Linked DNA regions of Homo sapiens: region 1 is linked to region 2. Evidence: read pairs that join two places in POLR2A ChIA-PET (ENCODE). Cell type or tissue: K562. All regions are shown on one strand. Each heading gives the region's core, and the rest is flanking DNA. Links, peaks and the distances in the headings are about the cores only. Region 1 overlaps MYH14 (myosin heavy chain 14). Region 2 overlaps MYH14 (myosin heavy chain 14).

What was found. ChIA-PET counts read pairs that join two places held together with the same protein. Peaks named below come from ENCODE experiments on the same cell type or tissue, not always from the same donor. Only the 100,000 strongest peaks of a DNase experiment are listed, where the experiment ranks them.
Region 1: POLR2A ChIA-PET joins it to region 2 with 6 read pairs; 6 of 35 experiments call an interaction of 5 or more read pairs at or near these places.

Annotation. Positions count from the first base shown.
Region 1 is chr19:50,232,149-50,237,512 of GRCh38, reverse strand. All of the region lies in intron 10 of MYH14 (myosin heavy chain 14), which reads right to left. Among named protein-coding and RNA genes, the nearest start is that of MYH14, 31 kb to the right of the region's middle. In K562, for the core only: no CTCF peak of the experiment used is centred there; no DNase peak of the experiment used is centred there; H3K27me3 peaks cover 2,726 bases.
Region 2 is chr19:50,309,372-50,314,735 of GRCh38, reverse strand. It overlaps MYH14 (myosin heavy chain 14), which reads right to left. Exons shown (of 43, transcript NM_001145809.2): 43 at 4,196-5,096. The coding sequence ends at 4,946. It overlaps KCNC3 (potassium voltage-gated channel subfamily C member 3), which reads left to right. Exons shown (of 5, transcript NM_004977.3): 5 at 1-2,799. Among named protein-coding and RNA genes, the nearest start is that of KCNC3, 17 kb to the left of the region's middle. RefSeq lists an enhancer at 1,103-1,631. In K562, for the core only: no CTCF peak of the experiment used is centred there; a DNase peak (open chromatin) is centred at 2,265; H3K4me3 peaks cover 1,143 bases; H3K27me3 peaks cover 1,762 bases.

The DNA of each region.
Region 1 (5,364 bases), core at 292-5,291, 77 kb after region 2:
CTACTAAAAATACAAAAAAAGTTAGCGGGTGTGGTGGCACATGCCTGTAATCCCAGCTACTCAGGAGGCTGAGGTAGGAGAATTGTTTGAACCCGGGAGGTGGAAGTTGCAGTGAGTCGAGATCGTGCCACTGCACTCCAACCCCAGGTGACAGAACGAGACTCTGTCTCAAAAAAAAAAAAAAATGTTCACACCTGAGTTGGGGTAGGGAGGTTGGGGAGAGATGAAACACAAGAGGTCACCGGTTCATCATTGATGGAGCTGGTGACAGCTGCCAGCTGGTGGTGGTGGGGCATTCATTACATTCTGCACTCTGTTTGCATACATGTTTGAAATTTTCCATGATAAGAAGATAACAATAAAAATTATTCAGCAATAAAAAGGAAGGAAACCTACTGCATGCTACAATGTGGATGAAACTTGAAAATGATGCCAAGAGAAAGCAGCCAGTCACAAAGGATCATATACGGCATGATTTCACTGCTATGAAATGTCCAGAATACGCAAGTCCATAGAGACCGAAAGCAGAAGAGTGGTTGCCAGAGGCTGTGGACAGGGCCTGGGGGGACAGCTAAAGGGTATGCGTTATCTTCTTGGGCTACTGAAAATGTTCTAAAAGTGACTGTATGATAGGTGCACAACTCTATGAATACACAAAATGCTATGGAATTGCACAGTTTAAATAGGTGAATGGTGTGACGTGAATTATATCTTAAAGCTGTTCGATTTTTTTAATGCTGAACGCAAACAAGAATCACAAGTCTCCTTGGAAATGGCATTTCATTTCTTTTTTTTCTTTTTTTTTGAGATGGAGTCTTGCTCTGACACCCAGGCTGGAGTGCAGTGGCTTAATCTTGGCTCACTGCAACCTCCGCCTCCCGGGTTCAAGCGATTCTCCTGCCTCAACCTCCCGAGTAGCTGGGATTACAGGCATGTGCCACCACGCCCAGCTAATTTTTGTATTTTTAGTAGAGACAGGGTTTCACCATGTTGGTCAGACTGGTCTCAAACTTCTGACCTCATGATCCGCCTGCCTCGGCCTCCCAAAGTGCTGGGATTACAGGTGTGAGCCACCGCGCCCAGCTGGCATTTCGTTTCTAAGAATTGAACCTACAGGTCTGTTTCCACAAGAGCACAAGAACCTGTTTACAAGGATATTCACGGTAGCTTGTTTCTTTTTGACCCAGAGTCTCACTTTGTCGCCCAGGCTGGAGTGCAGTGGCATGATCTCGGTTCACTGCAGCCTCCACCTCCCGGGCTCAAGAGATCCTCCCACCTCAGCCCCCCAAATAGCTGGGAGTAAAGGCGCACACCACCACGCCCAGGTAATTTTTTGTGTTTTTTGTAAAGACGAGGTTGCATCATGTTGCCCAGGCTGGTCTCAAACTCCTGAGCTCAAGCAAGCTGCCTGCTTTGGCCTCTGAAAGTGCTGGGATTACAGGCGTGAGCCACTGCGCTGGCTTAGCATTTTTTTTTTTAATTGTTCCAATAGTAATGGAATGGAAACAACCTAAGGCTCTATCTGCAAGGGATTGGCTGAAAGAATCATAGTTTATTTAAACAATAAAACCTTACGCAGCTGCAAAAAGGAATGAGGTCCATCTATTTTGAACCACAACTATGGCCAAAATATACCAGTCTGTAGGAAAGGGCAGTGGAGAGGGGGTCCAGAGCATCCTTCCATGGGAATGATGAGCTGAGTAATTTGTTTCTTTGTTTTGGGGTGTTTTGAGATGGGGTCTCATTCTATCACCAGCCTGGAGTACAGTGGTGCAATCATAGCTCACTGTAGTCTCCTACTCCTGGACTTAATCCTCCCACCTCAGCCTCCCAAGTAGCTGGGACTACAGATTTGCACCACCACACCTGGTTAATTTTTTTTTTTTTTAATTTTTAGTAGAGACAGGGTCTCACCATATTGCCCAGGCTGGTCTCAAACTCCTGGCCTCAAGTGATTCTCCCACCTCGGCCTCCCAAAGTGTTAGGATTACAGGAGTGAGCCAATGACAAGCTGAGTATTTAACTCTAGCACTGCCTGGCCCAGACTAACCTAGGCCAGAGTGCTGGGCCAGGGTCCAGGGGGGTCTCTAGTGGAAGGGTAGGGAGCTGGGGGGCCAGCTGGAGCAACCAACATCCAGGAACTTTTTTTTTTTTTTTTGGATGGAGTCTCGCTCTGCTCCAAGCTGGAGTGCAGTGGTGAGATCTTGGCTCACTGCAACCTCTGCCTCCCAGGTTCAAGCAATTCTCTAGCCTCAGCCTCCTGAGTAGCTGGGACTACAGGCGCCCACCACCATGTCTGGCTAATTTTTGTATTTTTAGTAGAGACGGGGTTTCACCATGTTGGCCAGGCTGGTCTCGAACTCCTGACCTCAGTCGGCCTCCCAAACTGTTGGGATTACAGGCGTGAGCCACTGCACTTGGCCGGAACTTTTGAACCAATAGAGAAATTGCTTCACATTTTTTTTATCACCACAGTGATGTTGACAGCTGAACATCAGCTGTGGGGTTAGAGAATGCCTCCTCCTATAGACAAATAATATGTGTCTTTTCTTATATTCTTAAAATATTTCTGGAAGGAGATACAAGAAGCTCAACAGTGGGAAACTAGGGCCAGGGAAGAGTGGGAAGGCTTGGTTTTGTCAGTACAACCTTTAGCCACATTCAGTTTATGTTACTACATGCATAGGTTGCTGCAAAGTTTTTATTTCTGAATTCCAAAAATCAGAGCTGCTGCCTGCGCCTGCCACACAGCAGGGCAGCTGCCAGGAGGGTCACATGAGCTCATGGTGACAAGAGGCCAGGCAGGACCTAAGAGGACAGGCTGGGAGGCCCAGGTCCCCATTGCAGCCACAGTCTGAATTTGTGTGCCAGCTGCCCAGCTGCGGAGTCATGCAGGCTGGGGAATTATGCAACCCTGGTTGGGAAATGCGGCGGGGTGGGGGTGGGAGAGGCCCAAGACCCTGTGTCAATAGGCCACAAGAGGCCCGGCTGTTTGCAGCCTGGGTAGACAGCCAAGCTACGCTCCATTTCCAGCACTTCCAATCCGGCCCTGGAGCCAACAATAGCTCCTGGGGCCTCCCACAGCGCCAGAGACCAGAAGACAATCAGACCCAGAGGCGGCCCTGGCTCAGCCCAGAAACACCTAAAGGTCTTTCTTTGGAGGGCTTGGTTAAAAGAATCATAGTTCACGCAAACAATGAAACATTACGCAGCCTCTGAAAAGGCGGAGGTCCACCTACGTACTTGTTACGGGTTGAATCATGTCTACACCACCCCCTCCTAAAAAGCATGTTGGGGATCTAAACCCCAGGACCTCAGAATGTGACAGTATTGGAAACAGGGTCATTACGGATGTAACGAGTTAAGATAAAATCATACCAGTGTAGGGTAGGAGGCCAGGTGCGGTGGCTCATGCCTGTAATCCCAGCACTTTGGGAGGCGGAGGCGGGAGGATCACTTGAAGTCAGCAGTTCGAGACCAGCCTGGCCAACTTAGTGAAACCCTGTCTCTACTAAAAGTACAAAAAAATTAGCCGGGTGTGGTGGCACACACGCCTGTGATCCCAACTACTTGGGAGGCTGAGGCAGGAGAATCGCTTGAACCCGGGAGGTGGAGGTTGCAGTGAGCCGAGATTGCACCACTTGCACTCCAGCAAGACTCCGTCTCAAAAAAACAAAAAGGTTGGGGCGGGGGGGTCGGGGGGAGGGGGGAGGGGGAATTTTGGACACAGATGCACACACAGGGAGCCGCCATGTGAACACAAAAGCAGAGATCGGGTGATGCGACTATGAGCCAGGGAACGCCGAAGATTGCCAGAAAACCACCAGGAGCCTAGGGAGAGACCTGCAGCCGATTCTCCCGGGATGAACCACCCTCACTAACACCACGATCCCGGGCGTCTGGCCTCCAGAACCACAAGACAATCAATTTCTGTTGTTTTAGGCACTAGGTTTGTGGTACTTTGTTAGCCTAAGCAAACTAATGCAGCACTGAGACAGAGCTGCTGTCAAAACATGCTGTTTGGTGAAAAAAGTGGGGGCACAGGCTGGGCGCAGCGGCTCACGCCTGGAATCCCAGCACTTTGAGAGGCCGAGGAGGGTGGATCACCTGATGTCAGGGGTTCGAGACCAGCCTGGCCAACATGGTGAAACCCCATGTCTACTAAAAATACAAAAATTATCCAGGCGAGGTGGCGGGCGCCTGTAATCCCAGTTACTCGGGAGGCTGAGGCAGGAGAATTACTTGAACACAGGAGGCAGAGGTTGCAGTGGGCTGAGATCACACCACTGCATTCCAGCCTGGGTAACAGAGTGAGACTCCCTCTCAAAAGAAAAAAAAAAGTGGGGGTGGGCACAGCACCCTGACACGGGGGTGATGAGCTGAGCATTTAACACCAAATAACCAGTGCCGCGCAGCCTGGGCCAACCTGAGCAGCCCTGGGACAGCGTCCTGAGCCTTCCCTAGAGCCTCAGCAGCCTCCTTCTGGTCTCAGCACCACCCACTCCAGTGTGTCTCTCACACGGCCCCCAAGGGGTCTTCTTGCTCCCAGAGCTGAATTTGTCCAACCCCTGCTCCCAGCCCTCCCACAGCTCCCCAGCACCCCAGGACAAAGTCCCAACCTCCTAGGCTGGCGTTTGAGACTCCCCACCCCTCTGCAGCTCCACCACCAGAAGTGTCAATCCCTCAAATATGCCACCCCTTTCCTGCCTCAGGGCCTTTGCACAGGCTGTTCCCTCTGCCAGGAATGCTCTTCCCCCACATCTCCAGTGCTCATTCCCTCACTTCCTCAGGACTTCGTTCAAACATCCCCATCTCAGTCCACCCTCCCCTGAGCCCCTGCTTAAAGCTGTGCCCCTCCCTCCCCCATCTTTCTCCATGGCACTCATGGTCTTTTTGTTTTTTTTTTTTTTTTTTTTTTTGAGACAGAGTCTCGCTCTGTTGACCAGGCTGCAGTGCAGTGGTGCGATCTCAGCTCACTGCAACCTCCGCCTCCTGGGTTCAAACTATTCTCCTGCCTAAGCCTCCTGAGTAGCTGGGATTACAGGTGCCCACCACCACGCCTGGCTAACTTTTTTGTATTTTCAGTAGAAACGGTGTTTCACCATATTGGCCAGGCTGGTCTTGAACTCCTGACCTCAAATGATCCACCTGCCTGGGACTCCCAAAGTGCTGGGATTACAGGCATGAGCCACTGCGCCCAGCTGCACTCATAGTCTACTAACAGGCCATGTGATTCCTTATTGACTTGGTTGGGGGCTCTCATTTTGTCAGCTTCCTCAAGGCAGAGATGTCTGTGAGCCTCATTCCCTGCTCTGGCCCCGGTGCCTGCACCCAGTAGGTGCTCAATAAACACTTGCTCAAAGA
Region 2 (5,364 bases), core at 226-5,225:
TGCAACCGAGATGACGATGCCAGCAGACACCCCCGGGCCCCTCACCCCCAACCTGGGCCCCCAGGATGGAGAGAGGGGCCACAGCCCGTCCCCCCAACTCTTCCCTCCCCAAAAAAAGCCTTCTCAGGTCTCCACGAGCCATAGGACATCCCCCTGCCATCAACTTGTGTAAATAAGTCCAAATTATGCCAGTTACATCTTGGGGCACCTCCCCCCACACACTGCATGCCTTCCCTAACCTGGAGCCCCCACTCCAAGTCCACCTCAGCAATAAGCCGCCAGGGGCCGCATGCGCGGGTTTGAGGGGCAGGCACTCTGGGAAGGGGGTGGCACCTCCCGGGGGTCGGGCTGGCCTTTAAGGTCTCCAGCCTTCCCATCCTTCACCCCAGGAGGACAACCAACCCTGTGCGTTGATTAGGAGAAAACAAACCAGAAACTAGAAACAGTGTAGGGGAAGGAGGAACAGTTACCCAAGCCCCAGATCGGAGTTGAGCTCAGGTGGCGGGAGGGCGGGGCCGAGTTGAGCTCAGGTGGTGGGAGGGCGGGGCGGGCTTTGGACCTGCTCCCTCAGCCTTTAGGAGAATTCCTCTGGTGAATTTCACCCTCTCATCCGCCCCTTCCCCCAGGGACCTGCTCGCCTCTATTCTTGCTGCATGGACTCAGACCTCCTATCCCAGAATTCCTGGGATGATCTGGCCCTAGCACACGAAATTCCCCGACTATCTCCCTCCATTCCCAGGACATGAGACCTGCACCCAGAATTCTGAGACTGACCCTGGCACGCCACATCTCCCAATCCCCACACACTCCTGCGACTTAACCTCTGCACACAGAGGCTCCCTGAACCACCCTCCCTCCCCACTCCTGCCACCCCAAACACCCCCACCAAATTCCCTGAACTGCGTCCCAGCACTTCTCAAACCTCCAAGACTTGACCCAGCTCTTTTCAGCTCAAATTCAGCCTTTGGGATGCTCCAAATCCTTCCCACAACTGACATTTCTTGGACACCCCCAAAGCCTCAGGCCTGTTCCGCACCCATATCCCCAAAGCCCTAACAGACTTGTCCAGCCCAGGTTCCCTTGATGCTAGAACTTCCAAGATAGGCGCAACCTGTCTGCAATTCCAGGGAACCAGACCCTCCCCAAGCACCCTCTTTGTCTTACGCCTAACCCTGAGTCTCTTCCCTGAGATGGTGCCCCAAAGGTACCCTCTTCACAGACACCAGTGTTTCCCAGAGGGTTGTATTTGTACCTTTGGTGGTGTGCTAAGGTTTGAGGCAGTATGAGGACAAACACTTGTTTTAAAAGTTTTGTCTCTAATACGCATTTTGTACAGAAGCCGATAAGTGCAGGCATCGCTGCTTGGCTAGGACACGGTTTATTTAGGTTAAGAGTGTTTCCATTTAAAGTAGTCCACAGATGATCACAGAGGCTGTTCCCGAAGGGAGGAACACTGGAGTATCAGAAGATTGGGAACCGACAACACCCAGCTCGGCTGGGATCCCAGCCCCCCTTCCCCAGCGGTCCTCACCGCGTCACGCTCGCGGGTGGAAAATCATTTCCCACCTCCTATCCTGGCTCAAGGATGCGCTACCTCCCCCAAGCCCAGAGACCACACCGGTCCCAGACTCTTTAGCGGACCCCCCTTTTGGAGCCGGGGTCCCACGGAATTAGCCACCTCCCTCCCTCTGCTCCCACGGCCTCAGGAACCCCCCACCCGAGGGTGGATGGGGGGCGTCACTGAGCACGATTCTCGATGCAACGATTCCTATGCAAGGGGCATTTTGAGTCCCCCCCATCCTTCCCTCGGACCCTAAACCCTGGTGAAGCAGGGGTGAGGGGTGGGGCGGGTTTTGGTGGGGGCGGGGCAAAGGGCTAGGGGCTCCAGACACCAGGGTACGGGGTGGGGACTGATTATATTGCCAAAGGGTTCAACTTCTTTAACAAGCCCCCCCGTTTCCCCTGACCTTCACGAAAGCCGAAGGAGGCGGGGAAAGGGGGTGAGGGTCTTTTCCAAAGGGTACTGACCTCTTCCCAACGTCTCCCCCTGCTCGCCAGTCCGCCACACGTACCCAGCTTTTGAGTTCAGCTTTTCAAAATAACCACAATCATGATAAACTTCTACAAAACGTGATTCTCCTCCCCTCCCACCCCATCCCCCAAGTCAATAGTGTGGGATTCGGGGAGGGAGAGAGCGAGCTAAAGGGACTCTTTCCAAGTCCGGCTCCCCCTTTTCCCCCCGGCCGCCAGGGTGCCTGCACCTACACGCATGCGCTGCATGACGCGCCCCCCACACGCATGTCGCACCCCTCCTGCGCTCCGGGAACGCACGGACACGGGCCAGGGGGCGGGGCGATTGGGGAGGAATGAATGGCGGGGGGTCTTCCTGAGCTCCGCGGCTCACCCTCCCCAACACACACACACACACACACAGAGCAATAAGTTTCTCTCACTCAAATGTGGGCGGGGCGGGCCTAGCCTGTCGCTGGTGGGGGGAGTGGTGAGGGGGCGCTCTCAGGGATGGGGGCGGGGTTCGGAGACAGTGTGGGGAGGGGAGGTCTGCAAATCGTCCAACTCTGGTGCTAATGGCGGGTCTTCTCAGCCCACCCGCAGGGCAGGGAGGGAGGGGTCGGCGTGGCCCCTTCCCCAAGCCTCCCCCACGCCCACCCTGGGTGCATGAACCGCCCAATGCAGAAGCTGCCGCATGTCACCCCCCTCTCCCCAAAGAAAAAGTGTCATGCCCCCTTCCCACCCACCCTCACTCCCCACCAAAATAAACGTTTCCTTTTCATTTAAAAATGGCCTCCTGTGTGCCTGTTCGGAAAGTCTCCTGATTGCGGCTGGGGCGCACAGAGGGATTGGGACTTCTAGAGTGGGGCCCTATTGCTGGGCACAGTGGCTCAGGCCAGTAATCCAAGCACTTTGGGAGGCCAAGGACGCAGGAAGATCGCTTGAGGCCAGGAGTTCAAGACCAGGCTGGGCAACACAAGAGAGACCCTGTCTTTACAAAAAATAAAATAAAATTAGCCAGGTGTGGTGGCATCTGTAGTCCCAGCTACTCTGGAGGCTGAGGCGAGAGGATCGCTTGAGCCTGGGAGGTCGAGGCTGCAGGGAGCTATGATTGTGCCACCGCACTCCAGCCTGGGTGACAGAGTGAGACCCTTTCTCAATTTTTTAAAAAAGGGGAGGATGGGCTTTGGTGATCGTGACATCTGCTCCACGGCTTGCACCTTATTTAGGGCAAGCACCTGCCTCAGTTTCCCTGATAGTAAAAATGGGGATCCACACCTCTAACTGAAAAGTCACTGAGGACTCAGTCTGACGAACGTGAGCCCCCACACGAGGGTGCCTAGTTCCCACGAGAGAGACAGACCTGGGTCCCCAAGGTGGGGTCAGGGGCTGAGGGCTCAGCCTCTATATGTGCTGACTCTGAGGCCAGACTGTCTGGGTTCAAACTGTTTCAACTTCTTAGTAGCTGTGTGTCCTTGGGCAAGTCACTCAGCCTCTCTGAGCCTGTTTCCACCACTCTAAAAGGGTGGGAGGGGCATCACTTAGTTATTCAGCAAATATTGAGTGAATGCCTGCTGTGTGCCAGACACTGTTCTAGGCACTGGAGTGCAATGAAATCTCTACCTGTAGTGCTATGTAAGGGTTAAGATAAACTGTGTGCTTAGCACAGCACGCAGCACAAACGACCACGGCTGTCTTTTTGTTTTGTTTTGCTTTTGGGACAGGATCTCACTCTTCACCCATGCTACAGTGCAGTGATGCAATCATAGCTCACTGCAGCCTCCACCCCCTGGGCTCAAGTGATCCTCCCACCTCAGCCTCCCGAAGCACTGGGATCACAGGTATGAGCCACTGCAGCAGGCCTGTCATTTATTTTGCAAAACTTAAGAGTTGGCCCGAGTGCAACACCCCTTCTAGCACTCACTGGGGGCGTGGAGTGAGGGATGCTGCTGCTCTGAGACTGTTCCCTCATCTGTATAATGCAGGGAATATTTCCATTATACACTGGAGTCAGGAGGAAAGGAGTTATGAAGCGCCTGATCCACAGGATGTCCCTGTATACCCACGCAGGTGTCATTCTAACCAGCAGGCTGCCTGACCTGCTGCCCTAGCAGGCTGAAGCAGCCTGTGCCCATCCTGCCCCATCAGAGACCCCCTGCAGGAACACACACAGCCACAGAGATGGTCCAGTCGGGTTGGAGTTTATTTCTGCCAGAGCCTGGAGGCTGGGAGGGTAAAGGACACTCCTTTAGTCCCAGAGGGAAGCTCCGAACCCTCAGAGCAACCAGAAGGGAGGGCAGAGCATGGGCAGCAGCAGGAGTGAGAGGGGTCCCCTTGTCCTGCCCCTTTGCAAGGGTTCAAGGCTGGTGGAGGCCTGGGGCTTCTGTCGCTCAGGAGTTCAGGGGTGGACGCAGAAATGGGGGAAGGAGAGTGGCTACGTAGAGAGTGAGAGCGAGATTCCTAAAAAGATGCACAGAGAGACCCTCAGAGAGGCCAAGAAAGATGGTGAGAGGGTAGGGAAGGAGAGGGAGGGAGAGAGAGAGAGAGAGAGAGAAGCAGAGGGAATGGGTTGCACTGGCTGAGGATGGTGGAGGAGCCGTCTCACTCCCTTCCTAATGTCTATAGATCAATAACGAGGGAAGAAAGGAGGACAGGGAGCTGATGGAAACACAGCTTGCCAACTGTACCCAGTCCCCCAACAAGCAAGGTAGCTCCAGTCATTGCCTCCCTGCCTGCCCCGCTCCTCTGTGTTTAGGGGTCATCCTTTGATGGGAGGTTGCAGGGGACCCAGGTGGGGGTGATAAATGCCAGAGTGCTGCACCATTTCCAAAGGGCAAGAAGTCAGAGGGCGGGGTTCCTGGGACAGGGGCCCGTGGGGTCCAGGGAGGAAGGGGGCTGGGCCCCATCTGTTAGTGCATCTGGGGACAGGGTAGGGTCACTGGGGGTGGGCTGGTGGGGACCCCTCAGGCTCCGGGGATGGCCCAGACCCAGGCTGTGCTTCCTCTGCCTCCTCGTCGGATGCCACGCCCTCCTCTAGTCGGAAGACCTGGCGCACCGTGCGGGTGGTGAAGGTGAGGGGGCCGCGTCTGTGGGGAGGAGAGACCAGGATACAGAGATGAAATGAGGGGAGGGGAGGGGAGGAGAAAGGGGGAGGAGAGAGAGAGATGAGGGGGAGAGAGAGAGAGATAGGAAGAGAGAGAACAAAATAAGGGGGAAGAGAGGGATGAGATCAAGAGAAATGGAGGGAGACGGGCAGAAGCAATGGGGGGCAGAGAGAGATGAAGGACACACAGAGAGGAGGAAAGGAGAGAAAGGTGGTGGTGCACGGTGGGAAAGGAGGGCACAGAGATGACA